Linked DNA regions of Mus musculus: region 2 is linked to region 1. A link is a loop called in an ENCODE intact Hi-C map of the cell type or tissue named here. Cell type or tissue: left cerebral cortex. All regions are shown on one strand. Each heading gives the region's core, and the rest is flanking DNA. Links, peaks and the distances in the headings are about the cores only. Region 1 has its middle 21 kb from the start of 2410004P03Rik. Region 2 holds the start of Pdia6 (protein disulfide isomerase associated 6).

What was found. Hi-C counts contacts between places; a loop is a spot of excess contacts. Peaks named below come from ENCODE experiments on the same cell type or tissue, not always from the same donor. Only the 100,000 strongest peaks of a DNase experiment are listed, where the experiment ranks them.
Region 2: it touches region 1 in a loop (6-fold over the local background); 32 of 42 quality-filtered maps call a loop at or near these places.

What each region holds. Positions count from the first base shown.
Region 1 is chr12:17,024,348-17,040,877 of GRCm38, reverse strand. No RefSeq gene overlaps it. Among named protein-coding and RNA genes, the nearest start is that of 2410004P03Rik, 21 kb to the right of the region's middle. In left cerebral cortex, for the core only: CTCF peaks have their summits at 5,498 (motif pointing right) and 7,634 (motif pointing left); DNase peaks (open chromatin) are centred at 6,651, 7,221, 7,607, 8,750 and 1 more place; H3K27ac peaks cover 1,061 bases.
Region 2 is chr12:17,250,255-17,266,784 of GRCm38, reverse strand. Pdia6 (protein disulfide isomerase associated 6) reads right to left here and starts at 196. Exons shown (of 13, transcript NM_027959.4): 1 at 134-196. The coding sequence starts at 152. In left cerebral cortex, for the core only: CTCF peaks have their summits at 9,475, 9,679 (motif pointing right) and 10,967 (motif pointing right); DNase peaks (open chromatin) are centred at 9,686, 10,474, 10,955 and 12,115.

The DNA of each region.
Region 1 (16,530 bases), core at 3,879-11,878:
TGTTCTCTCTGCAACCTGTCTGTAAAACTGTCCTGGTAAAAAACTGCCTCCTCCCCCCCCACCACCACCCCCTGCCTGCTCTCTTTCCTGTCTGTTCTCATGGGAATTGGGTGTATCCTGTCTCTGACTCATTCCATCAAATCTTTCTCTGAGTCATCACTTTGTTTATCCCTCAATTAGAAGTCGCCTTCAAACAGGGCTTCTTCCTGCTACCAACTAACTCTACCTACATTGTTCAAGATTGCATGCCCTTGAAGGGAAAAGAACTCTCTGGGCTGGCTAATGGAGGAGAAACAGAGAAACTCAGATGTCTCCGAAGTTGGGACCAGCCAGGGGCTTTTTAACAGGAAACTTTTGAAGACTTAACATTCAGACACTTACTCCTAGAAGAAAAAAGAATTGTTATATGTTGTGCATCATAGAGCATTAGACCGTAATGCAGCCTAAGACAGAGCCACATGAAGAGAGTGATGTCCTAATATGAGCAGAACACAGAACAGGCATCTTGGTACCACCAATCTCAGAGCCAGGTGCCAGAGTCTGACTCCCACTTGGTAGACCTAAGACCCTTGTAGTTACTGCTAACAAGAACCCAAACATACCAACCCCAAGAGATGCAATGGAAAGCCAGTTTTTATGACTGAAAACATACTTGTATGTTGTGGTTTGAGTGATAGATGCTTCTCACAGGCTTATATGTTTGAACAATTGATCCACAGTTGGTGGCACTGTTTGGAGAGGTTATAGAAACTTTAGGAAGTAAAACTGTCCTGGGCTTTATAGCTTGGTCATCTAAGCATACCTTCTTCTCTCCTTTCTGTCTCTGTCTCTGTCTGTCTCTCTGTCTCTGTCTCTGTCTGCCTGTCTCTCTCTCTCTCCTCTCTCTCTCTCTCTCTCTCTCTCTCTCTCTTCTCTCTCTCTCTGTGTGTGTGTGTGTGTGTGTGTGTGTGTGTGTGTGTGTGTGTGTGCATGTGTGTGTGTGTGCGTGTGTGTGTCTCCAGGCTGAAGCCAATAGAGATGTCCACCAAAAATAACAGAACAGCTCTATGTTAAGAAGCAAGAGGTGCATTTTCAGAAGAGCTGATGGGTCTGTGAATCTAGATTTTCGGTGGCTGTCAGTTAAGATGTCACAAGTGTGGCAAGAGACTGCTGTATCTTGTTGGCTTGTGTCCACACTTACAATGAATAATGTCTTTGGACTCTTGGGTCATCTTTGCTAAACTCAAACTCTCAGATGGAAGTTGGAGCTTGTTTAAGCTCAAAGCATTTCCCCCAAGGAGTCCCAGCTCTGCTGAGTCATGTCTAGCCTGAGGATATTGTCTAAATGCAAATTTAAACTCCTTTTCTGAAGATACTCTTCATCTCTCTTAATGAAGTCGAAAATATCTTAACCTTGACTGCAGCTAGCCTACCCAGAACCCAGAACTTTGTACAGAAGAAAGTTCTCAGCAACTACAAAGAGGGGATAGAATATTAAGTGTGAATTAAGGCTATTGCTTGCTCTATGCAGCTTACATAAAGTATTCAAAGGATGGGAAGTGTTGTGTTGAAAGATCTCTATTTTTTCCTTTTGTTCTAAAGAAGTTATAGGCTTTCTGAGTTACATTTATTTATTTATTTATTTATTTATTTATTTAGTTAGTTAGTTAGTTAGTTAGTTAGTTAGTTAGTTATATGTGTGTGCAGGTGTGTGTATACCACATCACAGGGTCAGAGGTCACAGGACAACTCTACGGAGTGAGTTCTCTCCTCCCACATCTTTGTGGATCCTGGGGGTTCCATTCAGGTTACCAGTCTTGCACAAGGGTCTTTACCTGTTGAACCATCTCACTGACATTGCCTTGACTTTGTGAGAGGTTCTCACACTTGTACCTCAGGCTAGCATATAGCCAACTTGTGTAATCCAGGCTAGCCTAGAATTCATGTGATCCTCCTGGCCTTTAGCTACCCAGGGCTGGAATTACAAGTTTGAGTCACTATGTCAGGCTCCATACCTTAAAAAATGGTACCTCCCCTTGCATGATGTACCCCTGAAATGGGATCTGTAGACACAGCCGTCAGACTAATGCTGGCACCAGGTTTGTTTTATTTCTCTTGTGTTACCTCTCCAGCTCTTCTTTGGATTGTTAGAATTCCCTAGCCTTGTCCATCCTGTCTCTCATTATCGCCCCAACACAATTTCTCTTTAAACAAACTGTCCAGACAAGGAAGAAGCCCTCAGACAGGCAATGAAGGGAATTAAAAACATGTATGTTTTTTTTTCAGTAATGGACTTCCACATCTGTGGGAGAATAAGCAATCACTATAATATGTTCAACATTCCCAGGGCATCATTTCAACCATTAGCACAAAAATGAATCCAATTTTCAAACACTCTCTCTAGAGCTGCACGGGGATGGGGGAGGGGGGCTGCTGCCCAGTGGCCGCAGCATCTCCAGCACAGCTGGGCACAGCTGGAGAGAGTGAGATGCTGACTTTAGGGAAGCGAGATAGAATTATTTTGTGATAACAGGCTTTTGAGTGCCATCACCAACCCTATGCCAGATCCTCTCGCTTAGGAAAATATCGCAACACCGTACCTGACAACTAAGCCCAGGAGACAGGTTCCCATCCTTACACCAGAAATCACCAGAAAGCAAGATTTAACCATGACTCCCTTCCTACCTCTCCCCAAAGAAAAATACGTTACCGTCTGGTCAAACTAAAACAAAATGAAGAATTCTGTAAATTCCATCAAGTTCAGTAGAAAGTCTGCTTTTTGCCAGTCTTGTGGTGTGTGTGTGTGTGTGTGTGTGTGTGTGTGTGTGTGTGTGCACATGCACATGTGTGCATGCATGCTTGCACAATACCCACATATGTCTACATTAGTGTGAGCATACAGGTACACACACCTGGAGATACACCTCTGGCTGTGGCTGCTAGAGTGCTTCTAGAGAGGCTTAACGATAGAAGGGTGACCTGCGCTAAACGTGAGTAGCACCATCCTACAGGCTGAGGGCCGGATTGGATAGAAGGTTAAAAGGGTGGATGGGGCTCAGTGGTTAAGAGCACTGGTTAAAAGGACCTAAGTTCAGTTCTCAGCAACCACATGGCAGCTCAGAACTGTCTATTCTGTAGTCCCAGAGAATCCTATATTCTTTCCTGGCTTCCTGGGTTACCTGGCACACATGTAGCACACAAACTTGCAAGCAAAATACTCATAGCCATAAAAGTAAATGAATTATTTTTAATAGAAAGCTTGAGGACCACCACCTGTATCCATTTCTCACCACTATTTGCTCAGCCAAGATGTGAGGAAGTGGGCTCCTGGTGCTGCCCCTTCCCTGCCACGAGGGGCTGTGTCCTTTCCAGCTGCAAAACACTGGGAGTCCTTCCCAAGCTGTCTCTGCCAGAAACACACCACAGCCATGAGAAAGGTAGCTAACACGGGACATTGGTGCCAAGACGTGGGATCGTTGCCATGGGAAACCTGCTAGTGTAGAATGCAGGCGAGTTTAGAGCTTCAGACCAGGGAAGCAGAGCTTGATCGGCCGTTCTCAAAGCACTGACATGACGTCATCACAGGGTCTAAGAATTCACCCTCCAAAATTAAAAAGGTATGTCTGAGAAAGGTATGGTAGCACGTGCGGGTAATACCAAGGCTTGAGAAGGGGAAGCAGGAGGATCTGAAGTTCAGGGTCACCCTCAGCGACACAATGAGGAGTGACTGCTAAACAGCACAGTGTTCCTTCCGCTCTGAAGTTAAACAGCAGTGCCGGTCACTGGCTTTATAAATCTCCCGCCAACCACAGTTCTTATGGGCAGGTCTGTGGCTCACATATTATGGCTCTTTTTTCCCTTGAAGCCTGTGTGGCTAGACCTGGAATCTCCCACAGTGGAGTGGAGCCCAGAGGAAGAAGAATGTGATTACCGTGTGCTTCAAGCCGCAGGCGAACGAGGACCACACCATCTCTAAACTGAGTCTGGGAGAAAGGATGAAACGCAGAGAGATGCAGCGAACTGGAGCAATTCAGCAGGTGACAGTATGTCACAGGACGAACTGGAGCAATTCAGCAGGTGACAGTATGTCACAGGAGTCGGAGACCGAGGATAGAGCTTACAGCTTCCACCCAGCAGCGCCCAGGGGAACCGTCAGGCATGTGGAATGTCACACACTGTATAACGAGAGGTTTCCTGACCAAGCCCTAAGGAAGCCACAGTTGACTGCATCCTGCTTGGGATGTGCTTAGAAGAGACCACCCCTAAAAGGAGCCCGATAGTGAAAGGCCATGCTGAAACCAGTCATCCCTGTGATATTATTTATTATTATTGTTATTATTATTGTTATTATTATTATTAATCCTGATGGAGTCAATTCGTTTTCATGGAGTTTTTAGTCCACTCGCTGCTTCCTGGGTTAGCCATCTGAATCAATTAGCAGTTGTTAATTGCCTGCTGAGCACCAGACACCGTGTTTCCGAATCCATCCACTCAATATTCATCGCCCTGGGGTCCAATAAAGAGGCTTCCCACAGGCTGAGGTACTCAGGAATCCCAAGCAGGCAAACATAGGCCCCAAAGTACATGGGTCATTGTCAAGAAGTAACCCTTCCCCTCAGGACTGATGCTTAAATACCCCTTGCCAGTCACAAATCGAGATAGCAAGGACAGGTATATTATACCCTTGTCATAGCCAACCTGGCCCCCAAGTAAGGAGTGCCAGCCACCTCCGGAATGCATGGGTGGGTTGGATTAGATGTCAAGTCAGGGATGAAGCCAATCCACAGGCGTCCCACTGAGGACCAATTGACCATGCCAGAGTCTGTGGCCAAGCTTCCCAGCTTTGTACTCTAAGATGTGGTTCCAAAAGCCTCCCTAGAGGGCACAGAGGGAGAAAGAGTCCCCCAGAGTGTCTGCACAAAGCACGCACGACCCTAGGCCTGAGCAGCAGCAGCCCAGAGTGGCACCCCTCTCAGCAGGAGAACAGGATGCATGAGTGGAGCCCGGGGGGTGGGGGGTGGGGGGTGGGGGGTGGGGGGGGGTGAGGACAGTTTGTCCCTGTGTCACCAGGACATCAGGATGTGAGGCTGGAAACAGTTCCTGGCTCCAGGATTCAGGACTTTAGACTTTCCCAGTCTGTCACGTTGAGCCTAGCATGGCATCCATCATCAGGTCACCTCCAGGTGCTGCTGTGGCTTTGGCAAGTCCTAGCACTATTTGTGATACAGCCACAGCCACAAGGGGTGTGTGTGTGGAGGGGGGGGGGTGTGTCTTCCTTGACTGTAGAGGTAGAGGCAGGAAGGTAAGTTCAAGTTCATCTTCATCTACATGGAGAGTTCAAGGCCAGCCTGGGCTATGTGAGACTCTGTTTCAAAATAAAATTTCTCTGGGAGTTAAGGAGAAAAACTTCTGGAAATTCCAGGATGAATACCCAGCCCCACCCAGGTCTCACAAAATAAAAGGCTTTCAGGACATAAGCATGTCTAACACATCTCTATCTGGAGGTTCTGTCCTGCAGGGGGTGCTGTCCATCCACAGAGCACAGGGCTGGTAGTTGAAGTCTCAGGGTACTCCAGATCTCTGCCTGTCACACGGGTGTTTCAGGACCACCCTTCCGGTGTGCTTTCTGTTAAAGATGGTCTTGAATGGCAGAGAGAATTCTTCAGCTCTCTCTAAACTGGGGTTTTAAAAAGCTCTTAGTGTGAACAATCTTCTTAGGTGAGTTGGGATAAGTCACCTCATGCCTGTGAGATCAACACTGCACCTCTCCAGTTGCTAATTGTGGCCACTGTGCCTTCAGTGAGGCTACAGCCTGTTTTACAACTCTTGTAGTCACTGAGGCCTGAGAACGCGGTGTTACAACAAGCTGGTGCCTGGGAACACGGAAGGCAGAAGAGCCGGGTATCTCCTCTTTGACTCTCCTGGGCTCCATGCTGGGGATTCCCCCAGATTGCCTATCTGTCACCTCAAATCCCCATGTATCCCCCAGAAGAGATACACAGAGTCCTATCACCCCTTGGGCAGAAGAGCTCAGGACCATGTGGCCTGTTCTCTTTCAGACATGCCAGTTTCTCCAGTTATGTTATCAAGAAAGCACAAAATCCTCAGGCTGGCTAGCTACCCCAAGGGCAGAGCAGGACAATGCTTTGAGATTGTCCCCAGCACTGAGTTAAAGGAGGTAGCAGGTCAAAGCATCACACGTCTAGATGTGAATTTGGAAGACAGTACGAAAAGGTACTTTCTGACATCACCAGGAACAACAGATATGCGAATGCTAATTATTTATTAAATGAATAGATTCACCCGGACCATGGGTGCCAGGGGACGACGCCAGCCTCTCTTACAATTGGGAGTATTCACTGGGCTCTAGGAAGTAAGCTCAGCCCTGGGCTATCTAATGGCATAGCCGCTCCATTTGAATCCCACCTACACCAAGGATCTTAAGACAATGCCTGTCCCTCACAGGTTAACCCCCAAGGACCATTCCCTTCGCAGCAACTTAACATGCAACCAGAGGCCCGGAATTAAAATGTCTCTCGTTTTCTTTAGCCACATGGAAACGCTAATTATAGCATTCAGTCTCCAATGCATATTTATTTTGTTCATTGCTAGCCTCAGCTTGTAATGAGGAGTTGGTGCATCCAAGTTTTCTCCAGCATATTCTGGGTCTGCAGGTGACTGAGGAAATGAAGGGTGTCCTCTGTTTCTATAATTATGTCATCGTGTTACAGTTAATGTGCATAGCCAGGACCATGGGAGACACGCAGAATGTACCGGGCCAGTCCACACCCTACAGGGAAGGTTCTTGCACAAAAGCACAGAAAGGGAGCAGCCAGCCCCTAGCCAGGTGTTGACCCTAGAGGAGCCGTTTCACTGCGGCCAGGGGACTCAAGGTACCTCTTTTGTGAGCTGGTTATCAGTCCTCCCAGCTGGACCGTACATACTTGCCAATGAGTGAAGTGTTCAGGGCAGACAAATGAGAGAATGAAAACCACCTTGGTTGACTTCGGGGCTGTCATTCCTAACAGCCCATCGCTTACAATGTAAGAGGACCCAGGGTGCTCACATCCCCGGTGGAGAGACCAAGGATTTGAATCTCTGCACCTTCCGTCTGAGGTCCAGCTGGAGCGTCTGAGGCGAGCCAGTCTGTCTGCCTTTCTGCCAAGTGCCGTGTGATCATGCTCACTGTCTGCTCTGCGGCTGCTGTGTGGTTATGTAGAGATGCAGTCCACATGGTTCTGCTGAGGGCCCCACAGACAGTGTGCTTCCGGTTTCTACCACACCCTCTCTGTTCTTCACTCAGCCAATCAGATATAGGGTCTTCTTAAAGCCACAAATAGCAACAATGGGTCTGTTTGGCCTTTTCTGCTGCTTCAAAGTACAAAGAGGCCCGCTTGCTACTGACTTCACAAATGGGCTTCATTTCTTCTCGGTGGACACTTATCGTCCCTCAACTAATGCTTGGTCGGTAATGGCGATAGCTTCATTTGTGCAGAGCCCCAATATATATATATATTATACACACACACACACACACACACACACACACACACACACAAGGCACAGAGAGGATCTGTAGCCTATGTATGAACTCAGGAATAGATTGCTGGTGCTCAGGATTCAATCACTGCTCAATAGCGCCACCTGCTGGGAAGGAAGTCCTCAACGCAAGAGTTTTTTTTGTTGTTAGAAGAGACTTTAAGATGAGAGAGAAAACTGAAGTTATTTGGAGTATCACAAAAATATCCAGAATAGCGTTTCTCAATATGCTTCCCAAGGCTCCCGTAGGTGCCGTGTTGGTGTGTCTAGAATTTTCTAGGAGAGAGTCAAAGCGTGTTTCCCTTTGACGCTAGAGAAAGAGTCAGCCTCTTGGTGACCCAGTGACCAGAGGATGACTTTCATTTTCAGGCCTGTGCTTCTGGGGTGAACTCCCTGGCACCAGTGGTAGATGAACAGATAACAGGCTATGTCCTCAAGGGACTCCTGGGGATGCAGAATGGGCCAGAGGAAACACAGCCTTAAAGAGTGAAAGATTAGGAGGGGTACCCTCGATAGCAGAAGAAAGGTCATGAGCCTTCCGGTCACATGGGTGGTATGGGAAGAAGGGTAGAGAGGCAGGCAGTACATGCAGGGAGCAATGGCAACCACATCCTTTGTGGTCCACGAAGTTTAGAAAGTTGAAAGCTGAGGCAAGAACCTGTCCTGATTCTTATTTGAGACTCTTGGAAAAGGGCGTCTGCCCTTCCCACCCCATCTCCATAGCCTGGCTCTCCATCACCATTAGGACCATGGTGCTTGGGAAACACACTGGGTCAGTGACTGGTCCTTAGAACCCGATGTGCTCCACAGGACATGGAGGTGTCCCTAGGTGGAGCCAGGAACAAGGAGCAGTGGAAAGCTTAACATGGGCACCTTTTCCAATAGCACTACCCATGAGGTCTGTCGAGCTAGGGACCAATGCAAGTGCCACCCATAGATCAGGACATCTACAGCAGCCAGGACACTGGCCAAAATGGACGGCAGGGTTCTCCAAACCACACATGACAAAGGTTACAACTTCTACCACAAACTCCAGACGCCTGAGGCAGAAAGGAGGAGACCTAACCTCTCAGCCTCTAGCACCTAGGACCATCAAGGACTTGGAGACCAGGGTTCTTCCCCCTGCCAATCTCCAGGTATGCAGGAGAACAGGGAATCTGTACCTTACACAACACCACCAAGAGACTATGTCATCCAAGGTAAGCCTGGCAGTGTGCTTCTCTAACTCCAACACTCAGAGGCAGAGATAAGTGGGTGTCTATGAATTGTCTCCATAGGTAGTCCCAGAATAGCTAGGGTTACACAGATAGACCCTGGTGTGTGTGTGTGTGTGTGTGTGTGTGTGTGTGTGTGTGTATGAAGGAGAGAGACAGGCAGGCAGGCAGGCAGGCAGGCAGGCAGGCAGACAGACACAGATCCACAGACAGACAGAGTATGTTGTGCAGACATTCAACTGGGATAAGGAATCCAAGCAACTGGCACCATAGCTCAGTTATCCCCTCCCCCTATATTAAAACCCACCTCTGACTTCACAGAGTCTGCAGAAGGAAGAAAGGAATGCAAAGAACATGCTCTCTGAGGTCCTTTACAGAGAAAATAGCTCTAGGGACCAAGGGTAGGACATGTCGGTGAGCAGGACGCTGAAGAGACAAGGATCAGACAGAAGAACCACGGTGTGATTGTCAACCTAATGGATCCAGAGTGACACAGCAGACAAGCCCTGGGCACATCTGTGAAGGACTGTCTACACTGGCTCATCAACGTGGGAGGATCCAGCCTAAATGTGGGGAGCACCATCCCATGGGATGGAGTCCTGGTAAACATGAATATTCATCTGTCTCCTTCCTTACTCTGGATGCAATGTGACCAGCCATTCCACACCCTTAGTGTCATGACTTCCCACCATGATGGACTGTAACGTCAATGGTAAAATTGGGGGGGGGGGGGCTTAGTTCCTCCTTTCCTTCCTTCTTCCTTTTTTCCTCCTTCCCCCTTCCTTTTTCCTTCCTTCTTCTTCTCTCCCTCTTTCTCCCTCCTTCTTCCTTCCTTCCTCTCACCCTCCTTCTTAACTCCTTTCCCTCTCCTTTCTCTTTCCTTCCTTCCTTCTTCCTTTCTTCCCTCCTCCTTTGAGTTGGTTTTGTTAGATATTTTGTCGACACAACAAAAAAAGAAACTAATACATAGACTAAGCTACAGGGACATTTGCTCTGCTCCCTGAAAGAGAGGGCAAGCAGTCTGCCTCCTCCCCAGCCCTCCATGCCTATGCTGAGCAAGTGTGGCGGGCACTGGGAAGCCATGGTTCCGACAGGTAGAGGCTGACCTCTTTGCGTATTATTGATGATAATAATACGCAGCCCTTCATCTCTCCGGGTATGTGAGGACACCCCTGACCACATGGGTGAACCCAGATTGCATGTACTCTGGAGAATGTTGAATGTAAGGTGGTTATGGAAGCCCACAGATTAGGGCAGCACACCGAGCAGCTGGGAAATTCAGAGCTGCGTGGAAGATCTTACAAAAGAGTAAAGGGTAGCCTAAGTGTCTACGAGGATGTCTGGTGAAGAACGGAGAACTGTTAAGTAGTGTTGAGAACAGTGATGTCAGCCCCTGTTGAGAGCATCCCTTCTAATGTTTTAATGTTTACTTTGCCTTCAAATCAGCTAGGACATTGGGAATCAGGTGATTTGATTCCCTGCTATGAACCCCCCACGTGCCTGGTGCTCCCTTGATGCTCCTGGTACTGACTTGAACAGAGGTCTGCCAGCTAAGCAGCTTCTCTCTGGCAACTGGCTCGACTGTCTTCGTGGGAGCCCAGTTGCTTCGAACACTCCACAGATACCTTGAGGAAACTGTACTGCAACCACAGCTGCCACTGCCAAAGCACAGCTCCGGCTCCAGCTCTGAGAGGCACTACTCCTGCCACGACAGGGACACACGGAGCTTTTGACATCACAAACCTTGGTGAACTCAAGCAGCCAGTTCTCATCAAGGAAGAAAGCCGGCAGTGGTGTAACATAGACCTTCGGGACTGTAGTGACTGGTGCAAACACCTAGGACATACTAGCTCGGTTTTTTGGGGGTTGTTTTTGTTTTTGTTTTGTTTTGTTTTTAAGTCATCAGGGAGTCACCATCCTGTGTCACCTCTGCTGCTGCAATTCTAGGCCAATAAAAGGCCTCCCCTAATTGGCCTTTTGCTTAGCCTGCTTCGGATTTTTATGGTAGGTAGTGTGGGTTGGGCTAGGAATACAAAGATGTGATGGTGCTGGAGAAGATGGCTCTGGTGCAGGGGTAGTGGCAGCGGCAGGGCGGGAGCTCAGTGGATTTCCCCCAGAGTGGCCAGAGGCGCAGAATTGCCAGCAGGTGAAGGCATTGGAAAGGACAAGGACAGCGGAGGTGCAGAGAAGGCTGTGAAGAGCTGACAAGGAGAAACTGAAGCCTCAGTCACCACTAGAGTTCCAAAGAGCTACCAAGCCCTGCCTGAGGCCTAAGATCTATGATGCTAATCACTCTAAGGGCAGAGTCTCAACACTCCAGACTCGGCAACCAGGATACTAGCTGGTGCTGTCTGTGGCTACTAGCTGGTGCTGTCTGCGGCTACCACCAACTACTGCCAAAAGCTGGGGATTACCCTAGCTGCTGGGCAATAAGCCTATGTGTGGCTGAGCACCTAGAGCCGTGAGCCCCTGGCCCTGGAGCCTGGAGCCAAAGGATCTAGTTCTCAGGACTCAGGACTACAAACCAGGGCTGGAGAGATAGATGGCTTAGCAGTTAAGAGCACTTTCTACTTTGCAGTGAACTGGGTTCAGTTTCTAGAACCCAAATGGTGGCTCACAACCATTTGTAGCTGCAATTGCAGGGGATCCACTACCCTCTTCCAACCTCCACAGGCACTAGGCACACACATGATGTACACGCAGGCAAAACAATCGTACATATAAAATAAACAACGTACATGTTATATATATATAACATAGACACATACATATTGTATATTAAAATACACACAAAGAACTACAAGCCTCCAAATTTGTCAGTCCATCCATTAGCCTAGACCCACCAGCACTGGGAGAGCTACTCCTTGCTTTCTCACAATTTCTTTCTGCGTTGAGCCAAAGAACTTGAGCACTGGATGGTTACGTCACAAATAGGGGCGAGGACCAGGCCACTGCACAGGCAGCCATTAGTTGCTAAGGCAAGCTACTCTGGTAAACAGCATGAACTTAGGTCAGACATCCATCAGAGGCTCCCTGTGCCTCTGCTTACGAAGGTGATGGGCATGGAGCAGAAATGGTGGCTCCATTGCTAAGCATGGTTGCTGCTCTCCTAGAGGATCTGAAGTCAGTTCCCAGCATGCATAGCAAGCAGCTCACAGTGATCAGCAACTCCAACCCCAAGGGACTTGATGCCCTCTTCTGGCCTCCAAGGGCACCTACACTCACATGCACACTCACACATGAAGGCACACACACCTATATATAATTAAAAGGTATAAAGATAAGTTTAAGAGAGAGAACAGAGATGAACAACCACAACCAAGTCCCATGGCTTCCACAGCCAGCTAGGACTTTCCCAGCCCTGGGGCAGAGGCCACCTTGCTGTGTCTTTGTCATCCTGTACCTGACTTGGGACATGGGGGTCCAGCAGGCACCAGTGTGTGGTCTTTCAGCAAACACCTCAAATCCCTTCTGACCTAAAAAATCTGATTCCTCTGTGTCACCTAATTGTATCTGAAGGACCCACAAGTAAGTGGGCGTGTCTCAATGCATCTTGTCAGATGGTGTGGAGCTACATAACTGTTCCATGCTGTCTCTGCAAGCCCCCGAGAAGCTGAGGCTCTGAAAGCAATTGCCACCCTTGCAAAAACGAGATCTCAGTGTTGCATCCCACTGCTGCTTCTTTCACAGGTAGCATGTGTTAAGACTTGAACTCACGGGGCTGGAGAGATGGCCCAGTGGTTAAGAGCACTGACTGTTCTCCCAGAGGACCCTGGTATAATTCCCAGCAGCCACAAGGCAGGTAACCATCCATAACCTCAATTCCAGGGACCCTATGCCCCCTTCTGGCCTCTGTGGGCATTGCACATATGTACATGCAGGTAAGTGTTCATAAACATAAAAGATATACTAAAAGACTTGACCACAGGAGTATAATCTAACTTATAACTGTCTCCCTTCCTGATAAAGCCTGCATCCAGTGGCACTGTATTAATTTCTTTTCTCTTTGCTGTGACAAAATTCTAAAGAAAAGGAAGAATGAACAGGTGAGACAGTTCTACGGGTAAACTGCTTGCCTGTCATGCAAACCTAGCAACCTGAGTTCCAACCCCAGAACGAGAGAACAGCCTTGTGGTGGTTTGAATATGCTTGACCCAGGGAGCAGCACTATGAGGAGGTGTGGTCTTGTTGGAGGAAGTGTGTCACGGTGAGCATGGGCTTTAAGACCTTCATCCTAGCTGCCTGGAAGCCAGTCTTTCTTCTGTTTGCCTTCAGAACAAGAGGTGGAACTCTCAGCTCCTTCTCCAGCACCATGTCCATCTGGTCGCTGTCATTCCTCCTGTCTTGATGAAACTGGACTGAACCTTTGAACCTGTAAGCCAGCCCCAAATAAATGTCCTTTTATAAGAGTTGCCTTGGTCATGGTGTCAAACCAAGATGGTGGGCAGGAAAACATTTCAGAGTCAGTGAAGGAAGGCATCAGCGTTCAGAAGAGCATACAGCAGTTGTTCCTGGTGATGGGCAAGGACAAGCAGTTCTGTGTGACTGGAGCACAAGGCATACAGAGCAGTGAATTCTGGGAATGTTTCTGGGAAACTTTTAAGCAATAGAAGTTTACTTGGCTGCCAGTTATGGAGGTCATGAAGGTCAGGGTGAGGGGGCAGCTTCTTGTCACGTCTATAATGTGATGGGAGGTGAGAGCACACAAGGGAACAGGACAGAGGCAAACTCACTCTACAACAAGCCCACTCTCAGAATAACACCACCAATAAACTCATGAGGACCGGACCATGGTGACCTAACCACCTCTTGAAGCTCCTGCCAGCTGGCACTTTCATACTGAGGGTGGTGTTGGGACATGAGATTTGGGGGAAACTTTCAAACCCAGCAGATGGAGATGCAGAAAAAAAAAAAAAAAAGGACCACAAGAGAGGGTACCAGTACTTCAGTGCAGCAGGGGAACCACACCCTTCGGGGAGTGTGGGACACTGCTTGCTGTCCTCAGATTGGCACGGAGAGGACTCGCATCACTATGAGCAGAGACCAAGGAGATGTATGCCCAAAGCACGCTCATGTTTGCAGACAGACCTTGGGCCACCTATTATTCCTGCACAGCAAGCAAGGCACTGCAAGAACCCCAGGAAGCTTCCCGAAGAACCACAATGCCTTAAAGAGACGTTCTCAGGTCTTGCATGGCTTCCCTACACAAGCCCCTCGCCAAACAGCCATCCTAAGAAAAGTAAAGGCACTTTGCTGCCCAACAGCAGCTACAGATTCTCAGGCACATCACTCACAGTTGGAATTCGGCACCAGAGCCTCTCACGCTGTCTGCATTCCCAACCAAAATATTAAAAGAAATATTTCTGTGTTTCAATCGGTCTCTGCACTGCCAGCATTTTGCTGTGTGTTTGTGACTGGCATCTGAGCTCCCTGGAAAGCAAATGAGCACAGAAAGGAGACACCGGACTGGATGGGCATGTTGGGCGGTGTGGTGTGAGAGGGGGGAGGGGGAGGGGGAGGGGAGAAGGGAGTCTCTGCAACATCCACAGCCAGCAAAGTGATGAACCTCCAGAAGAAGGCAGCTTGGTTCAACATGACTAAATAGCTGGTGTCTGCTCAAACTTTGGGAGTCTGACCCCACGTCGTTTATTTTAGACATTTAAGAACAGCACAATTTGGTGAAACTAATTCTAGTAATGATTATCTCAATCCTGTGTGCACAACAAAGCATACATAAATCTCTTCAAGGAACAAAGTAAGCTAAATAAAGATAGAACATGACTACAGTAAAATCCTTTTAAAGTACAGGCAACACCTTCCATAAAGATGGCTTCTATAGACTGACTGAGAGAAACAAGCTCATGATTAGAGTAAGGGGAGGGTCCGGCATGGTTTCTGACCACACATATCGCAAAGGTTACCAGGCAAGAATGCACATCCACTTTCAGCCTTCTGGGCAGATAACAGGAGTCAAATTTCTTCCTTTGAAGGAACAACCCTGTGTGCTAACCTTCCAGGCTCCCCTAGTTCTGATCTGTGAGGACACGGATCTCCATGCCCCACAGTTGGGGCGGCCATCCTGATTTTATATAGCAGCTGCTGCTGCTGCTTTAGTCAGTCCAACAGTTCCTGTCCTCAGCGTTCAGCATCATAAAATCACATCTAGGCTAAACTTGGAAAGGTGGGTGTGAGCCTCAACTCTGAGACTCCAGTAGGGACGATCAGGAGTCATCCCTGACTGACTACCTCTAAGGAGACCTCACATGGGGCAAGAAGGACCTGCTGACCTTGGCCCTTCATAGGTAGCCTTGGGTGTTGACTGTTTCTGTAGCAGGGATTGTAATAACTCAGAAGTATAAGGCCCCTAGGGTGTCATCTAGTCCAGCCCTTTGCTTTATTTTACAGATGACAAAATTATACCACATGGGACAGGTCCTTTGCATGCAGCATCAAACAAATGTACCAGATGCTTTGAAAAGACAGATGCCAGAGACTGGAGGGATGCTTAGTGGATGCCGGAGGCTGGAGGGATGCTCAGTGGCTATGCCCAAGGTCCCAGCATCTGCATCAGGTGGCCCACAACCATCTGTAACTTGAGGTCTAGAGAATCAAACGCTGTCTTCTGGACTGCACCAGAAACCGCATTCACATGTGTGCATGCACACAGAGACACGTCATAAACAAGGAATCAAAAGTAAACCTGTTTTAAAAATTTGATGCTCACGTATATGAATATCAAATTAATTATAATTAAATTCAGGGCTATTTGGAGACTTCTCTCCCTTCCCCTATAGGCCATGGAACAATGTCTGATTCTTTGGGTGGCTGAGAGAACGAGAGAGTTAAGTCACTGTTGGAACCGCCCTGCCCACAACCCTGCCATGGAGTCTTTACCTGACTCTACATGACTCCACACAGAAGGCCTATTTTTAAAACTAGATCAGTTCTCCACCTTCAACAGCTGATGGGGATACTCCACTGATATTGCTTCTTTGAGCTATAAATTCCACCGTCAGGCTTTCTCACATCACAGGAATCGAAATCTCCTAGCAAGAGAAGGATACTTCCTCTAATTTTACATTCTCAGAGCCAAACAACTCAGAGTGGTAAGGCCAGTGAAGGGAGTCAAGGGGTTGGCTGCACAGAAGAAGGACTGAAGAGGTGGCTCAAGAGTTAGGAGCATGGAGAGGACCAGAGTTCAGTTCCCGGAACCCATGCCCGGCAACTCACAGTTCATGTAACTGCAGCTCCAGGGGGTTATACCACGTCTGGTCTCCAAGAGCACCTGCAGTTCTCTGTGCACACACACCCACACAAGTGCACACACACTACCCACCCACCCACACACATATTTAAAAATAAAAGCAAGTCTTTAAAAAAGAGGAACCCAGAAGACATGGAGATATCAGAAAAGGTAAGTATGAAGACAGGAAATGTTGCTTCTGTTTCAGAGATAGGTAAGTTCTAGAAACAAATTGCCAAGATTTGACCCATTTTGAAAAAAGTGCCAGCATGGGTTATGGTTGTTGTTGCTGTTGTTGTTGTTGTTTTTGTTGTTGTTGTTATTTTATGATTTTTTTCATGCGTGCGAGTATTTTGCTTGCATGTATGTCTGTGAACCATGGGCATGGCTCATACCTGAGGAAGCTAGGAGCCGTAGGATCCCTGAAACTGAAGTTACAGATGGTTGTGAGCTGCCATAGTTCCAGGCCAGCCACAGCCACAAACAGAGACTTTGTCTCAAAACAAATCTAAACCTTAAAAGCTTCCGTAAAGGTCAGGAGTTACGCTAAATTCT
Region 2 (16,530 bases), core at 4,979-12,978, 220 kb before region 1:
TGGCCTCTCCCACCCAGCTCGCCGCGAAGTCCCCAGGCAGGCCCGGCAACTCGTCCCTCCACTCGGCCCTGCTTCGCGGCCCCGGCCCTTCAGGCTGCCTCCGACCGGCTTCCCACCACAGGCCCGCGCTTACCGAGCACCAGGCGAGCCATGCCGATCACCCGCATTCTGTCCGTGCCGCCGCTGCCTCGGCTCTGCCGCGCCCACGTCCCGCCCTCGGCTTCTAGCGGGCGGTGCGCCGGCGCGCGGAGGCGGGCCGGAAGGGCTCGCCACGCCGTGGCCGCCTTTCATTGGTCTCTGTGGACTTCGCTCATGTGCGTGGCCAATTGAAAGCGGCCGGGTAGAGGTTACCGGTTTGTTTTTTTTTCCTCGGGGGTGGGGGCGAGCGGAGTAGCGGAGCGGGGCGGGGCAGGGCGAGGATGGGCGGGGAATGAAGGGGCGGGGTCAGGGGACCTCCGGCCCTGTTCCTGCGGGGTACCCCTTGTTCCCCTAATTTTTTTCTGAGTTAACTGAAACAAAACAAAAAACCCAGGACTAAGGGGTCCTCATTTCTTCCTGGCTTTCATTCTTTTTCCTCTTTGCCTCTCTCGTGGCCCCTTCCAGCTCTCATTCCTTGAACTGTCCCTTTATGTCGGGAGAATAGTCCTAAGACTTCAGTGTGTTTGGGACCTTATTTATTCTTTTGTTCGCGGACTCAGCATTCAGTGAAAACCATTTGCCAAACTTATTCTGTATATAGTATCATTCCAAACTTTATTTTGTTAAATTGATTGCAAAGCCTTGTTCACTCATGTGCCCCTAGACCCTCAGAGTATAAACTGCGGGGTTTATCGTTCTTGGCTCTGGGGGTGAGGGCTAAAATGTATTGCTTTGCAATATTTACAAAGGTGTTTAAGGCTAACAGAGTGAGACACAATAGAAAAATAATGGCAGGGGATGCCTTTCTGTTGGTGTGCTTGAGTAACATGCGTGAAGCCCTGGCTAGGATCCCTAGCACCACAGAAACACAGCATGGTGACTATGGTGGCTAGTTTTATGGCAACTTGACTCAAGCTAGAGGAAACCTCAAAAACAACAAAAAAAAAAGCTTCTATAAGATCCAACAGTAGGACATTTTCTCAATTAGTGATTGAAAGGGCCCAGCCCATTGTGAGTGGTGCGGTCCCCGGACTTGCGGTCCTAGGTTCTATAAGAAAGCAGGTTGAGGGTAAGTCCTGAGCAGCGCGTCAGTAAGCCACATCTCTCCGTGGCCTCTACTTCAGCTCCTGCCTCCGGGTTCCCATCCTGTTTGCCTTCCTGCCCTGACTTTCTTGAATAATCAACATGGAAGGATAAACCAAACCCTTTCCTCCCCAAGTTGCTTTGGTCATGGTGTTTCATCACAGCTACAGTAACCCCAACTAAGACAGTAACACACCTGTAGTGCCAGCGCTAAAGAAAAGGAAGCAAGAGAATTAGGGGTTCAAGGCCAGCTTTGGCGACACAGTCAGTTTGTGGCCAGCCTGGACTACATGAGATCCTGTCTAAATTTTTTAAATGCTAATAAAAATTTTAACAACAATAATAGCTTCTTTTTACTGAATGACAAAACAACGCTGACCCTGGCCAGAGCTCTCTTGGGCAAAGGGCTCCAGGAGAAGTGGTGCCCTGTTGGAAGGTGGAGCCCTAGGAGTGCCTTTGGAGAGACTGGCAGGCAAATGAGGCTCCAAGGAGCACCAGAACCACAAGGCTGACTCTTGTAAGCCATTGGCAAGCTTTCCTGTCCACAGCAGGCACACTGCTTATTTTGGGACAGGAAGTCCCTCTGGAACCTTGGTTAGCTCCACCTTTGCAGGAAGGTGCCAGTGATCACAGAGCTATGTGTGGAGTCAGAGCAGAGGTGTGTGAGGTCTGCAGAGAGACATAGTTGGGCGGTGTGTTCTCCTGGAAGGCCCTGAGGTGAAATGCTACTTGTTTTTCTGAGGCTTTCCTCAGCTTTCTGTGTTTCCCCCTGAAATATGCAGCTGTAGAAAATGGAATTCCAGTGAGATCCTTTCCCTTGACGGATAAGGACTGGGAATGAAATCCTGTTTTCATCCAGACGTAGGAATTTAATTCTGATCACCTGCAGGGGATCCCCTCATTTCTTATTCCTTAACCCAGCCTCCTCCTCCTCACATGAACCATCAAGCTGCCACAACGTGTCAAAAAGGGGCGTGCATTCTGAAGCTACCAGCTGACTCTACCTCTTTAGGCCTGCTATGTGAACAACACCATAGTCCTAACTCAAAACCAGTCCTGATAGTGGTAATAGTTCTGGTCCATTTCATGACTCATGAGGTCCCCATCTAATCTGTCGCAGAGTAAGGCAAACGTGGACCTTTCCATGAAGCCTACTGTACACGGAGACTGGCTTGCAAATGTGTACCAGGATAAGCAGGAACCATTCCCTTTCATTAAAAGCAAAGAGGATATTAACAGTCTATGCTGGTCAGCTTTTGTCAGCTCAACGTCAGCTAGAGTTACCTGGGAAGAGGGGATCTCAATTAAAAATTTGCTTCTATCAGTGTGGCCAGTGGGTATGTCTGTGCAAGCACCTCTTTTTCCTTTTTAACTGCTAATACATGGAGGAGGGATCAGCCTTCCCTGGGCAGGCGGTCCTAGGTTGTATAAGAAAGGTGACAACAGGAGCAAGGAAGCAAGCCAGGAGGCAGAGTTCCTTTGTGCTCTCTGCTTCAGTTCCTGTTTTCGGCTTCCTGCCTTTGTGTCGCTTGAGGATGGGCTGTAACTAGTAACCCAAATGAACCTTTTCCTTACAAGTTGCTTTTGGTCAGTGTTTTATCAGAATAGGAAAAACAACAACAAACAAACAAACAAAACCCTAAGGCACAGCCTAACTATGCCAGGTCCTGATGGAGGCACAGCCCCTGCCAGGGAGCACACAGCCCACACAGAGGCCAAGGAGACAAAGGCACATTATAGTGATAGTGCTGTGTTCCTTGGGTTCTGCTTCAGTGAAGACCCTGGTACCATAGAACCCAAGATTAACCTCTTTTTTGTTTGCTTCCTCACTGTGATAAAATGTATATACAATTCCCTGCTTTGGATTTTTTCACAGCGCTGAGGATCAGACCCTTACACATGCTAGCAAGCCCTCTGCCTTGGGGTCACACCTCCAGCCCCCACTCAGTATCCACATCCAGAGTTTTCATTGTTCCAAACAAAATTCTGCCTACAAGAACTTCATCTTTCCCCCTCATCCCTGGTCATCATACTTTCCATGTTTAGAAATTTGCCTAATGTAAATGCTTCATACAGGCTGGATCAATTCTGTCCTTTCAGAGTCTAGCCTATTCTCTATATTCAACATGTCATATGAATGTTGCCATACATGTTTTCAAAGTCTCTCCATATGGTAGCATGTGTTAGAATCTCATTTCTTTCTAAGGTTGATTAGATTTCCAGTGCAGTGATGCATCATGTTTTATTTACCCATTTCTCTGTTGATAGACAGTTGGGGACTTTTTCCCTTTCAGTGTTAATATTCCTATAGTCACTGATGGTCAAATATCTTCAGTTCTTAGGGACTATAACTAGGAATACAATTGCCTGCTCCTGTGATAATTCTGTGATTTATGTTAGAGTCATTGTTGCAATGTTTTTCGTAGGAATGGCCACACTTGATACTGCTGCTGGCAATTTATAATCTGTGTCCTGCTTAATTGCACTATTGTGAGTAAAAGTCAGGTGTGTGGCCTCTACACAGATTGAGAGCCAGTGTGGGCATGGGCTGCTGTCCTTCCTCGCTGCCATGAGATCTGCAGTGTTCTGATATGGACTACTCCATCCTCAGGTTCCACGATGCCCGGTGGAGCTGAGTGGAAGCTGGATTATGACAGACACAGTAAATGGGAAAGAAACAGCCTCTCATTGAAATAAGCCACCAAAGTTTGGCTCTGTACTTACTGCAGCAAACCCCAGTCCATCCCGACTATTGTTGCATCTGAGCTCTGAGGCTCTGGGATGCCAGATACATTCTCCCCCACCCCCATTCTTTTTTTTTTTTTTAAGTCTAAGAGATGTGGTCATTCCTTCCCACTAGAATTGATTCTTTCACTAGGCACAGATTTCCTGAGTGCCTACTGTGTACCACAACTGTGCTCTGCACCATGTAGTTGGCTTCATGGACTTTGCCAATAAGACAAATGGAGATGTAGCTCAGATGATGGAGTGCTTTCGTAACTTGCTAGGAGGTCCTGGGTTTGAACTCCGGAACTGAATAAATAGCATGAAACATTCAAAAGCCATTTTCTATTGTGAACATTCATTTATGGATATCGGTTGATAAATAATGATGTTTGTAGTACTGTTTATTGTCTGGGTCAGTTGGAGTAAGAGACTTAATCCTTTGTAAATTCTGTTAAAGATTTCTGTAAGAATTTCACTCTTTCCTCATGTGGTACGTCTTGTACTGTTCAATAATGTCAGGGAGTTAATACATTTATACCTGCACTCAACTTTATTTATATACAGTTTAAGATTTCCTATATAGAGAATGGTGCCACCCAAAGTGGGCATGTTTTCCTACCTTAAAGAACATAATCAAGATAATTCCCCCAGACATGTCCTCAGACCACTTTGATCCAGACAATACCTCACTGAGACTCTCTTCCCAGGGGATTTTTTTTTTTTTTTGTATCTGTAGCCAAAGCCTCTTTTATATTTAAGCTTTTCTATGCAAAAGCTTTGTTTAAGAAGAACCTAATCATTCTAGATTACAGCCAAGTGTTAGTAGAAACTTTTGTTTTGTTTTATGTTTGTTTGTTTGTTTGTTTTTTGAGACAGGGTTTCTCTGTATAGCCCTGGCTGTCCTGGAACTCACTCTGTAGACCAGGCTGGCCTCGAACTCAGAAATCCACCTGCCTCTGCCTCCCGAGTGCTGGGATTAAAGGCATGTGCCACCACGCCTGGCTAGTAGAAACTTTTGATTTTTTTCATGTTTCCAATAGCATCTAGATCCATACCTGTTACAGAATAGCCAATGTGTCTCCTTCTATGATCCAGCCACTTCTGTCATAATTTAATGTAAGCCCTTTGCTGTGATAGTCACTGTGGTGGTTTGAATATGCTTGGCCCAGGGAGTGGCTCTATTAGGAGGCATGGCTTTGTTGGAGTAGGTGTGGCCTTTTTTGAGGAAGTGTGTCACTGTGTAGGTGGGCTTTGAGAGTCTCCTCCTACTCACATGGGAGACAGTCTTCTCCTATCTGTCTTTGGATCAAGATGCAGAATTTTTGGGTCCTCCAGCCCCATATCGGCCTGGACACTGCCATGTTTCTGCCTTGATGATAGTAGACTGAACCTCTGAACCAGCAAGGCAGCCCCAATGAAATTTCCTTTGTAAAAGTTGCTTTGGTCATGGTGTCTTTTCACAGCAATGGAAACCCTAACAAAGACAGTCACTCATCGATGGCCCCAGGCTGAGGATTTGTACATGTTTTCCTACACTGTGTGTGTTTGGGAGGTATTGGCAGAGCTGGGTCTCTTAAGCTGGAATGCAAACAGTCGGTCATGCATGATATATCTCTTTGCTAATGGCCCATGGATGGGCAGGAGGACTGTGTGTCTGGGCCTTTTGCCACTGAGCTCTGCCAGCCTGCTGATGGGTTAGGGAAGCCAAGTGCCCATCAGCAGAGACACAAAGAGTATGAACTTTTGAGCTGCTGAATTTGCCAACAACTGTGGTGGTTTGAATAAGAATGGCCACTATAGTCTTACGTATTTGAATACCTGGTCACCAGGGAGTAGCCTTATTTGAAGGGACTAGGAGGTATGGCCTTGTTGGAGGAAGTGTGTCACTTGGAGTGCACTTTGATGTTTCAAAAGCCCAAGCCAAGCTCGGTGCCATTCTCTTTTCCTGCTTTCTGCAGATCGGGATGTAGAACTCTCAGCTAGTTCTCCAGCATCATGTCTGCCTGTGTGTTGCCCTTGCTTCCTGCCATGATGATAATGGACTAAACCTCTGTGTGTGCAAGCCAGCCACAGTTAAATGGTTTCCTTTAGAAGAGTCACTATTGTCATGGTGGCTCTTCACAACAAAGAACACTTACACCATGGAAAGCCCTTGAAATGGGTGAGACATGGGACAGGCCACCACCTCAAGACTCTACTCTTTTCCTGTGTCCAGGGCCTCCATTCCCTCTGGCCCTATAGAAAGCACAGGGCTCATTGGCCTTGATCTTCTCGCTCTTCCTGGCAAGCAGACTCTGAAGCTGATGAAGCAGAGTGGCTTCTATGGAGGCAGGAGACAGGCAAGACAGCCTTCCTCTCTGGGGGTGAGTGAACTCATCCAGGGACCTGACAGGAAAAGAGCTCAGCTAGGTCCTGCTGTTAGACTGCCTGCTTCCAGTGATGACTCTGTTCCTTGTTGGCAGTGTCCCTACGGACTGTAGACTTTCTAGGCCTCAGTTTCCATAGCTGCAAATAACTATTGTAATAATTGCATCTTATCTGTGAGGCTGTTAATAAGCTTGGAATGGTCTGTGGACCAAGCCTCGTTGCAGTGCCCTCTGGATCAATAGCAGAGTCTGAGCCAAAAGGGGCAAAAAATGTAATAATCTTTTTAAGAGTTGTGTGGATGTGTCTCTGTTAGGGTTTCCATTGCTGTGAAGGCAATGGACCATGACCAAGGCAACTCTTATAAATGATAACATTTAACTGGGGCTGGCTCACAGTTCAAAAGGTTCAGTCCATTATCACCATGGTGGGAAGCATGGCAGCATTCAGGTAGACCTGATGCTGGAAGAGCCAAGAGTTCTACATCTTGATCCTCTTTTTGTTGTTGTTGTTTTTTGAAACAGGGTTTCTCTGTGTAGCCCTGGCTGTCCTGGAACTTACTTTGTAGACCAGGCTGGCCTCGAACTCAGAAATCTGCCTACCTCTGCCTCCCGAGTGCTGGGATTAAAGGCTGTGCCACCATGCCCGGCCTACATCTTGATCCTCAGGCAGCAAGAAGGAGACTTTCTTCTGCACTGGGCAGAGCCTGAACACAGGAGACCTCAAACCCCACCTATACAGAGACACACTTCTTCCAACAAGGCCACACCTTCTCCAATAAGGCCACACCTCCTAATAGTGTCACTCCCTATGGCCAAGCACTCAAACACGTGAATCCACGGGGGCCCACCCCGGGTGTGTGTGCATTTGCTCCTGTGTACGACACCCACAGGGAAGCAGGCTGTCAAGTGTCTTCCTCTTTTGCTCTCCATATTGTCTCCTTGAGAGAATCTCTCACTAACCCTGGTGCTCACAGTATTTCCATCTATGCTGGCTGTCCAGAGCGTACCAGTACCAGTGGTCCTCCTGGCTCTGACCATGTCTCTTCCCCATCACTGGGGTTACAAGTGCACCCAGCTGTGTTCAGCTTCTCACAAGAGTGCTGACGTCAGACCTCAGGTTCTCATGCTTTCACAGCAAACGCTCTCACCCTGTGAGCCATTTCCCCAGCCTCTTGGCCTTGTTCTTTATGAAAAAAAAAAAAAAATCTGCCTTTAAATAAAAATTTTGTTTATAATGGAAGTTTTGCACTGGTTTCCCTCACTCACACCATTTTCTCCTCCCTCCTTTTCTTTCTTCCGTTCAGTATTTTGAGATAGGGTCTTGCTAGGATGCCTAGGCTATCCTCAAATTAAATTGGTGATTCCCCTGCCTCATGCTATCTAAGTCTGGGATTACAAGTATAAGCTATCAGGTTTGACTTGGTATTTTTTGTTTATTTGTTTTGTTTTGTTTTTAGTTTGTAGTTATGTGTTATTTTTCTTTTAAAAATCTCTCTCTCTCTCTCTCTCTCTCTCTCTCTCTCTCTGTGTGTGTGTGTGTGTGTGTGTGTGTGTGTGTGTGTGCTGGCTAATATTGTTAATTGTCAGATCTTAAGTCACCATGGACACATGTCTGGGCATGTCTGTGAGGGAGTTTCTAGATTGGGTTACATGAGTGGGGATGATCTAACCCTTAATATGGGCAGCACCATCCCCTAGGCTTGGGATAGGATAAAGTCCAGAAATCAAGCTGAGCGCCTGCACCCACTCTCTCGACTCCTGACTGCAGCTGCAGCGCAGCCAGTTGCTGCACACGCCTGCTGTCATACCGTTATGCCTGAGTCCCATGGACTGTGCCCTCAAACTGTGAGCCAAAATAAACCATCCTTTATCCGGTTGCTCTTGTCACAGCACCAAGTAAAATAATCAACACACACTCTTCTGAGGGCAGCAAAGACAGTGGTTCTTCTACCATGCCTCACAGTGCCCCTTGGCCAAGCAGCCAGCACCCAGTTCTCTGAGCGCACATACATACACCTGCTTTCTCTGCCATGGCCTGGATCTTTGCCAAAAGCCACAACAACAAGGATGTTAGCTTTGGGCTTTGCAAACAAAAGATCCTACTCCACCAGAATCTACTGTTGTCAGAGACACAGTACATTACGAATCATTTTCTTCCCCATCTACCGAGCTGAGACATTAGCAGATCTTTCTCCTCCCTGTGCGTACAAATCCCCCTTCAGTTGCCAGAGTGCTTGCCTAGCAGGCAGGCAGGCCTGGGTTGGACCACCAGCACTGCACAAAACGAGGCAGAGTGACACATGCCTGTAATCCTAGCACTCAGGAGGTGGAGGCAGGAGGAGCAGGAATCCAAGGTCATTCTTGGGTACCTCGTAAGTTGGAGGCTAGCCTGGCTACATGTGACCCTGTCAAAACAAAACAAAACACAGAAACTGAGCCAGGCATACTGATGTACACCCTTAATCCTAGCTTGGAAGGTAGAGGCAGAGGCCAGCCTGGTCTATATATTCAGTTCCTGAACAGCCAGGACTATGTAGGTAGGCCCTGTCTCAAAAACCAAAATAACAAACAAAACAACAGGGACCCACAGGACTTCTCAAAGGATAAAAGTATTCTCTGAAAGGCTGTGTACCTGAGTTCAGTTTCTGGGGCTTTCAGGAAGGGTGGAGAGAAAGAACTCCTGAAAGTTATCTTCAGGCCTCCACAGGCACACACACTCACTCTCTCTCTCTCTCTCTCTCTCTCTCTCTCTCTCTCAGACACACACACACACACATACACACATGCACATACATACACACATACACATGTACACGCACATATACATACATACACACATAGACACACAGAAAAACACAGACACACACAACACAGACACACACTCCTACATGCATATACATATATGCAGACACATACAAAACAACCTAGCTGCTCATTGCTCTTGGCTGGCTTTCACTAATCTTTTAAATCTAAGCCCAGGTGTTAACCTGTCGCCCCTTCTAGGAAGTGTCCCTGCTCCTGAATCACCAACCAAAGAGCGAGCACGGGCTGGACCTAGACCCCATGCACATATGTAGCAGTTTGGTCTCCAGAAGTGTAGCTTCTCCCTGAATCCTCTGTGGAGCCCGTTTCTCTAAAAGGACTGCTTGTTTGACCTCAGTGGGAGAGGTTTTGCCTAGTTCTGCAGTGGCCTGATGAGCCGGAGGTGGGAGAAGGGGGTTGGGGGAATGGAAGGCCGGGGGTGGGGAGGTGATACCTGGTGGGGGTGGGGTGGGGCGCTCCCCCTTCTTAAAGGAGGAGGGGAGGAACGGGTCAGGGGGAGGTATCGCACTAGTGGTATAATCATAAAGACCACTAGGTGGCGCCAACTGCCCTATGCTGGAAAGTTTCACGCCATACCATTTGCAGAGCCCTGGGAGCATCGTCAGGAAGCGCAGTAGTTGACTTTCCTTTTCTTTCCTTTAAAAAATAGTTTCTTTGTTTGTTTGTTTGTTTGCTTGCTTGCTTGCTTGCGTGTATGTGTGTGTGTGTGTGTGTGTGTGTGTGTGTGTGTGTGTGTGTGTGTGTGTGTGTGTACATGTGGGCCAGAGAGCGTGCGTGGAGGCTGAAGCACAACTTTTGGATTTTGGGGGTTGATTCTCTCCTACCGTGTGGTTTGGGGGATAGAACTCAGGTCTCGACAGCAAGCACCCTTACCCCCTGAGCTATCTCACTGTCCCACCCCCTTCTTCTTAATGCAGGCACATGTGTATTGATGTGTGTGGATTTGGAGTCTGGGGAATTAATCTCCAGTGTCCTCTGCCTCCTGTCTACCTGGAGTGCACCATTTCATCAAGGCTGGCAGGCAAGCAGGCCCTTGTGAGCCACCTGACCCGCTGGGCTTGAAAGCATGCAACATCATGACTAGCATTTTGGTGTGGGTTCTGGGGATGCAACTCAGGGCCTCAGGTTTGCAGAGCAAGCGCTGTCCTGATTGAACCATCTTATCAGCCTCTCCAAATGATTTTTCTAGATTGATTTCAGGGAGCTTTTCCTAAAATCTCGAATCCCACATCCAGCCTGTGGAAGCACAATGGTTTTGTTAAGAGTCATTTCGGCTCACTAAGCGGGAGAAATTAGCTAGGGTGACTCTTAGGGAGAAGCTGCTGGCCTCTGTGTTCTTACAAGGCCCAAGCCACTCCTGCTGCAGCCACTACCTGAGAGGCCATGCCTACAAACCTGGCCACATGCACACACCTGTACCAAATAGGCTGGAAGGAGGCTGCTCCCCTGTGTCCCTTTGACTGGGTAACTGCAGGGGTGGACAGAAAACTGTCTCTTCTGGCCATGGAGCCACTCAGAGCTTTCAACAACGGAATGCCTTTGACCTTCCCTACACAGCCTCTTTTCCTTCAGAGAGGGCTTCCTTCCCACATGGGCACCTTCTTGGATGTGGGGGTGTTCTGTTTAATCCAGAGAATGATCGACAATAGCCATACTTCCTGTTTTGAATGAGTGAGTTTACTAAGTATATCGCAAGTCCAGGGTAAAAGAACAACTAGCAAGTAGCAGATAGACAGACAGCGAAATATTATCAAATCATGAGCTCAAAACAACCAGCAGAAATGGACTGGGAAGTTGAAGCAGGCACCCCAGAGGGGGTAATGATAGGGACAGACCACCAGGAGGCACTTCCGCTCGCTCTGTTACGCAGTCTGAGCTGTGGAAACTGAATTGTCTGCCCATGATTTGTGCACATTTTTCTTTGTGTGCCAGGCTTCAAAATAAAATGTTTATGTCATTAAAAATAGATTCTGTGGTAGAGATTTCAAACCACCTATGCTACACAGTGTGGTCCCAACCTCAGCGTCCTGGCTTGGCTGATGCCCATTGTCGGCATCTTCTTGGGTGTAGCAGGGTCTGGAAGCTAGGTGGGTGGGTGGGTGGGGGGAGATGAGGCATTCTGTTGAGAAGAGAGGGTGGCTGGAAAGGTTAGGGATGGAAGGAGCTATGAGGGGAAACTGGGATGTCCACGGCCATCTTTGGGACCCAGGAAATGTAAGGTAGACTCTAATCCATGGTTGATCTGACCCCCCCCCCCCTTTAGCTATAGAAACCCAGTGACATGGGAGTCAGAATCCTGGGGGCTTCCAGCTCTCTGGGTCGCTTTTCCTTATAAGATTGTGGGAGGGGGAGGGATACGGCAGGAGAGTGAGGGCATGGGTAGTTTGGGGGCATGAAAAGAAGCCACGAGTCCTCACTCTCCTGGGGCACAGCACTCCTAAACATCTCTCTTGGGGCAAGGTCAGATGCAGACCCTGGCTGTATGTTCAGGACAGCTGAGGCTACAGCCCTACACACCCAGCCCGTGATCAGTCCAGCTTCATAGAGGGACAGACATCAACCTGGACCAAACCCAGGACTCAGAAGCAACGTTCTCCTCCTACAGTCTCATGCCCTGTTTACCACAGCTACCTCCTCCTAGAATGAAGCCAGGCTCATCTTTAGCTGCTCTCTCTGTGTGTCTCTCTGTGTCTCTGTCTCTCTCTGTCTCTGTCTCTGTCTCTCTCTCTCTCTCTCTCTCTCTCTCTCTGTGTGTGTGTGTGTGTGTGTGTGTGTGTGTGTGTGTGTCTATGTGTGTGTGTTAGCTGCTCACTGCAGGAACCCAGGCTGCTTGCTCTTCTAATTCTGCCAGGTAGAGAGATCAAGGTTACCACCATCTTGGCTTTGTTTCAGTCTCTTAGAAATTTCAAGACTGCTGGTGCACCTTCACCCATGAGTGTAGACACACCCTTCTCACATGAATGGATGGATCAGTGCTCAGGAAGGTAAGATGAACACTCGGGCTCACGTGTGTCCCTAGGCGAATGCCTGTTACACAACATAGTCCAGGAGACACATGAAATAAAAGATGTGGGAATCAAGGCTGGAACGGTGAAGTTATATCTCCAAGGATCGATACCACCAGGCGTCTGAAAGTGGGACTCGGGCTGTCAGGACCTGGTTGTCACACCTGGGTCTCTATACTTGTAGAAACACCTGCTCTCTCAAGTTTTCATGAGAGCTTCTATTTCATTACCCTTTGATGCTGCCAAGGGAAACTGAATCCTAAAATAGACTCCTCCCCCTCCCCCACCTCTGCAAACTTCTGAAGGCGGATTAAGCTGGGCATTAGGAATTTTCTAATGTCACAAAATCCCAGCAGCTTATACAGTAAGCACATCACAGATCTGGGAGAAAAGTTCCCTGTCTGGCAGCCTCGGGCGGCAGGCTTTCAAAGCCAGGCAACCAGCTCCTCCCGGTGCCTTTTGGGCTCCACTTGTGATCTGTGATTTAAAATGTAAAGTCTCCCCTGCTAGGTCAAAGGCAGTGCTCTATGTGGGCCAGGGTCACTGCTGCCCTCAGCACTGGGCTTCAGAGAGAAAAATTCTCTGTGGACAGAACATTCTGGAGCTTTCTGAATTGTGTGCCCTCCTCCTCTAAGAGGCTTTCCCCCTCCTTCTCTGGGGCTGGGTCCTCCACTGTGCCCCCCCCCAATTCTGTAACAGATCACTGGTAGACACTGACCCCATCACTTCATCTCTCATTCCTTCAGACTGGGGCTCTGAGAAGTCAAGTCTTCCTCAGTTCCCAAATGCTGGCCATGAACCCAGGACCCCGGGTTCTGCAAATTCTGGCTCACTGGATGATGTACAATGCTCCCACAGCATAAGGTTGTCTTAAAAAAAAAATTTTCCTCCTGCACAGCAGACTCTAGAAGAGATAAGGGAATTAAATTTAAATTTACACCGTTTCATTATAATGTGAACTCACCGCGTGGGGGAACAGCAAGGAGCATTGCCAATTCTAATGCGCTTGTGTCTATTCTGCTGGGCCACATGGGTCCACCTCAGGTAGCCTCCCAGATACGAGGCTTGGATGGTGAGTTCCCTCAGGTAATAGGGCTTCCAGAAAGCGCATGTGGGCTTTCTGCAGGTCAGGTGAACTCTAGAGCCTGCAATCAAGACCAGGAGTTGCCCTGAATTCTGTCACTCAAGATCAGGAAGTCCCTGTCTGCTTTTATAAATTTTCTGTGTCTAGACCTTGTGGTCCGTCCTGTGGAGACGGTAGCGGTCCCCATTGGTAGGGTTGCCACGAGGATGGAGTGACTTGCCAGATTTGCTAGCGCTCCAACATCATCCCGCTAGCAGCTGTGCTGGGGAGAAATGGCACCGCAGGCACCGGGAAGAGCAGCCCATCCCTCCTCCAAGACCCAGTGGTTTCTTCACTGCCCTCTACTGACAAAATCTAGCATTGCACCAGCTGGCAAAGGGGAAGAAGGTTCCATGGGCCCAACTCCAGCATCCTACAGCAGGTGAAGAAAGGTAGATCTGAAGAGTTAATAAACTGACAACTGGAAGAGGTGACAAGAGAGGCGGGGATGTGCCATTCTCATGGCTGCGCACACTTAAACATGGTAAGATGAACTTCACAGTTTAGTCCCACTGTGTGTCTCCTGAGCTGTGCTCTCCCCCCGCCCCCCCCCCCCCCCCACCCAGTAGGATCACTGTTATCCATGCAGCACGGGTGAGTGAAGAGAGGTGTTGAATGGTGTGTTCAAAGTCATGCTGTTCCTTAGGTGCTGCTCTTTGCTTTGGACACTATGTCCTTTCTGCTGCCCCCTGATGTCACTGTCATAGAGGACCAAGCCTGGTACTCTATCTTGAGAACTTCCTGTGGCCTTCACTTTATCCTCTGTTGTGGCATGGCCCTCTCTGCTGCCCATGTGGGGCCTAGCCACTGGGGACACTGACCTCTCCGCCTCAGGCTCAGGGGCGTCAGTGGCTGAGGAGGTGAGGGGATCCCCAAAGCCTGCCTTCCAAGCCCACCCCCAGGCACAGTGCTAGAGAGAGCAGAGCCTGCCACAAGCTCTGAGGGCTCAGGCTCAGGCTCAGGCTCAGACTCACAGGGATGGGAGCCACGGCTCATCTCTAGGTGAGTCCGGTTCACTTCTCATGATTACTAATAAGGGTGTTCACTTATAATGGAAGGGTGTCTCCTCAGTAGGTAGTCGGAGGCACCCCCAGTATCCTGTCCTGAAGGACATGGTCCATTTGGCTCCTTGTCAGCAGCTAGGAAAAGGCCCGAAAGGTTAGATGGACTTGTCCTAAGTACGGAAGGATCTGGCCAAGAGCCTTGGGTCAGACTTCCCATCCTCTGGGCAGGAGGAGAGTTGAGCCTTCTGGAGGGATCCAGCCCTCTGTGGAGAGAGCCTGTGTGAGATCCGATTGCTCCAGGAGACAAGGTTGCAGCTGTACCCTTTGGGGGACATTCCTTCTGCTGCCTGGACCCTGAGTTCAGTGGGACCAGTCTCATCTTGGAGACCTTTAAGAACCTTCCAGTTCCCCAGGCATCACTATGTTTGCTGCGAGGTATTGCACCTGCTAGGGGCTGGCCTTCCTGAGCTATTCAATCACAATAGCTGTATGGTGCTGGCATGGCTGGTATCTGTGTTTCAATGTGAGGAAGCTGAGGAAGTTGGATAATCACTAAGCAGCCAGGCATAGCTGCATAGGATGTGAGGGTCTGAGACAGGAGGATTGCTTTAGCTAAGCCTGGGTAACACAGTGAGACATTTCAAAACTAAAATAAAACAAGACACCAAAAATTGAAAAAAAATCTCTCAACACACACACACACACACACACACACACACACACACACACACACACACACACACACCCATTACAAGGGAAAAGGTTCCAGAAGTTCCTCTGACGCTCAGTCTTTCTCTGCGCCATCATCTCGGAGGTGTCACTGCTGTTTGGTAGTATTTGCTTGCCTATGTCAGCCCTGCCTCACCCCAAAGCATGTGAGATAACACAGTGAAAAGAAAAAGAAGAAAAGCGGATGGGAGAGAAGAAAACACACCCGAGTCGGATGAAGATGCCTGTAGAAAGGGGAGATGTGGACACGCAGTGACCTGTCAGGATGGGAGTCCCTAAGAAGGAGAACTGCCAGCACCCTGGAAAGTCAGGTTTGTTATTGCTGAGCAAAACAAACCAACTCCTCCCGGGTGCACACACATTCCTAGAACAAAAGAATGACAACAGCTATGCATTAGTAATATAAAATTAGAGAGTTGCAGTGTGACGGTCTGGATTGATTGTCAACCTGACAGGACCTAGAAACATGAAGGGTGGAGTCTCTGGGTGCACCTGAGAGGGATTTTCTCCATTAGAGAGAACCCACCATAAAGGTCCTGGGCTGAAGGAGAGAAAGCAAGCCAAGCACGGAGCACCGGTATACCTCCCTCTTTATTGCCCAGCTGTAGATGTCACGTGACCAGCTGCCTCTCGCTCTGGCTGCCATGAATTCCTGCTACCCTCAAACTATGAGTCAAAATAAGACTCCCTTCCTGAAGTTGCTTACGCCAGGGTGTTCTATCGTGGTGGTAGGAAAACAACTAAGACAAGCAGAAAGGATGGCTCAGGGAGATTAAGGAACTGGCTTGAGTTTGCACGGAGAGTAAGTGGCAGATGCAGGATGGAAAGCCAAGTGCCCTGAATTCCAGGCTGGTCCAATTCAATACACCATTTCCTTCCATTTCAAGCAAGGACTTGAACAGGAGGGGAGAAAATGGGTGTGTGACACCTCTGTAAGAGGTGTGCTGGTTGTGTTAGGGCTGTGTGTGTGGTGTTGGTGGTGGGGCTTCTGAGCAGGGCAGGTATAGGTGTCAAGTTAATATCTGTGTTCTGAATGGCTTGTGGCAGGCTGTTCCCTGAGCTGGGGCTGGGTAGGCATGCCAGGCATTCCAAGAAGAAGGTATAGAGTGAGGAAAGGCTGAAGGGTCAAAAATAGACTGTGTGCAGGCAAGCCCCTAGGTTAGTGTGCCTGGGGTTAGCCCAGCTGGCTTGGGCCAGAATAGGGTGAGTCTGATGGTGGGCGGGACATGGTCCGTCCATAGTAAGGTGGGTGGATTTTATCTGTAGGGACACGAGAGAGTAGAAATAAAATTTATTGCTCTCACCAGGCTACGTTTGAAGTAAGAAGGTGCTAAAAAATAATTAACAGGTATTAATTGCTCTGACAGCTATATAAACTGTGCCCCCCCCCCCGCCGAGACCTCCTCATGTAGAGTCCCTGGGGAGGTAAAGGGGAGTGTCATGAGGGGATTTACTGTCTAAGGTTGCTGCTTATAGTGCAAGACAGTGGAATTTACATTTTCTCTTTCCACCATGTGCAGGCTGGGCATTGA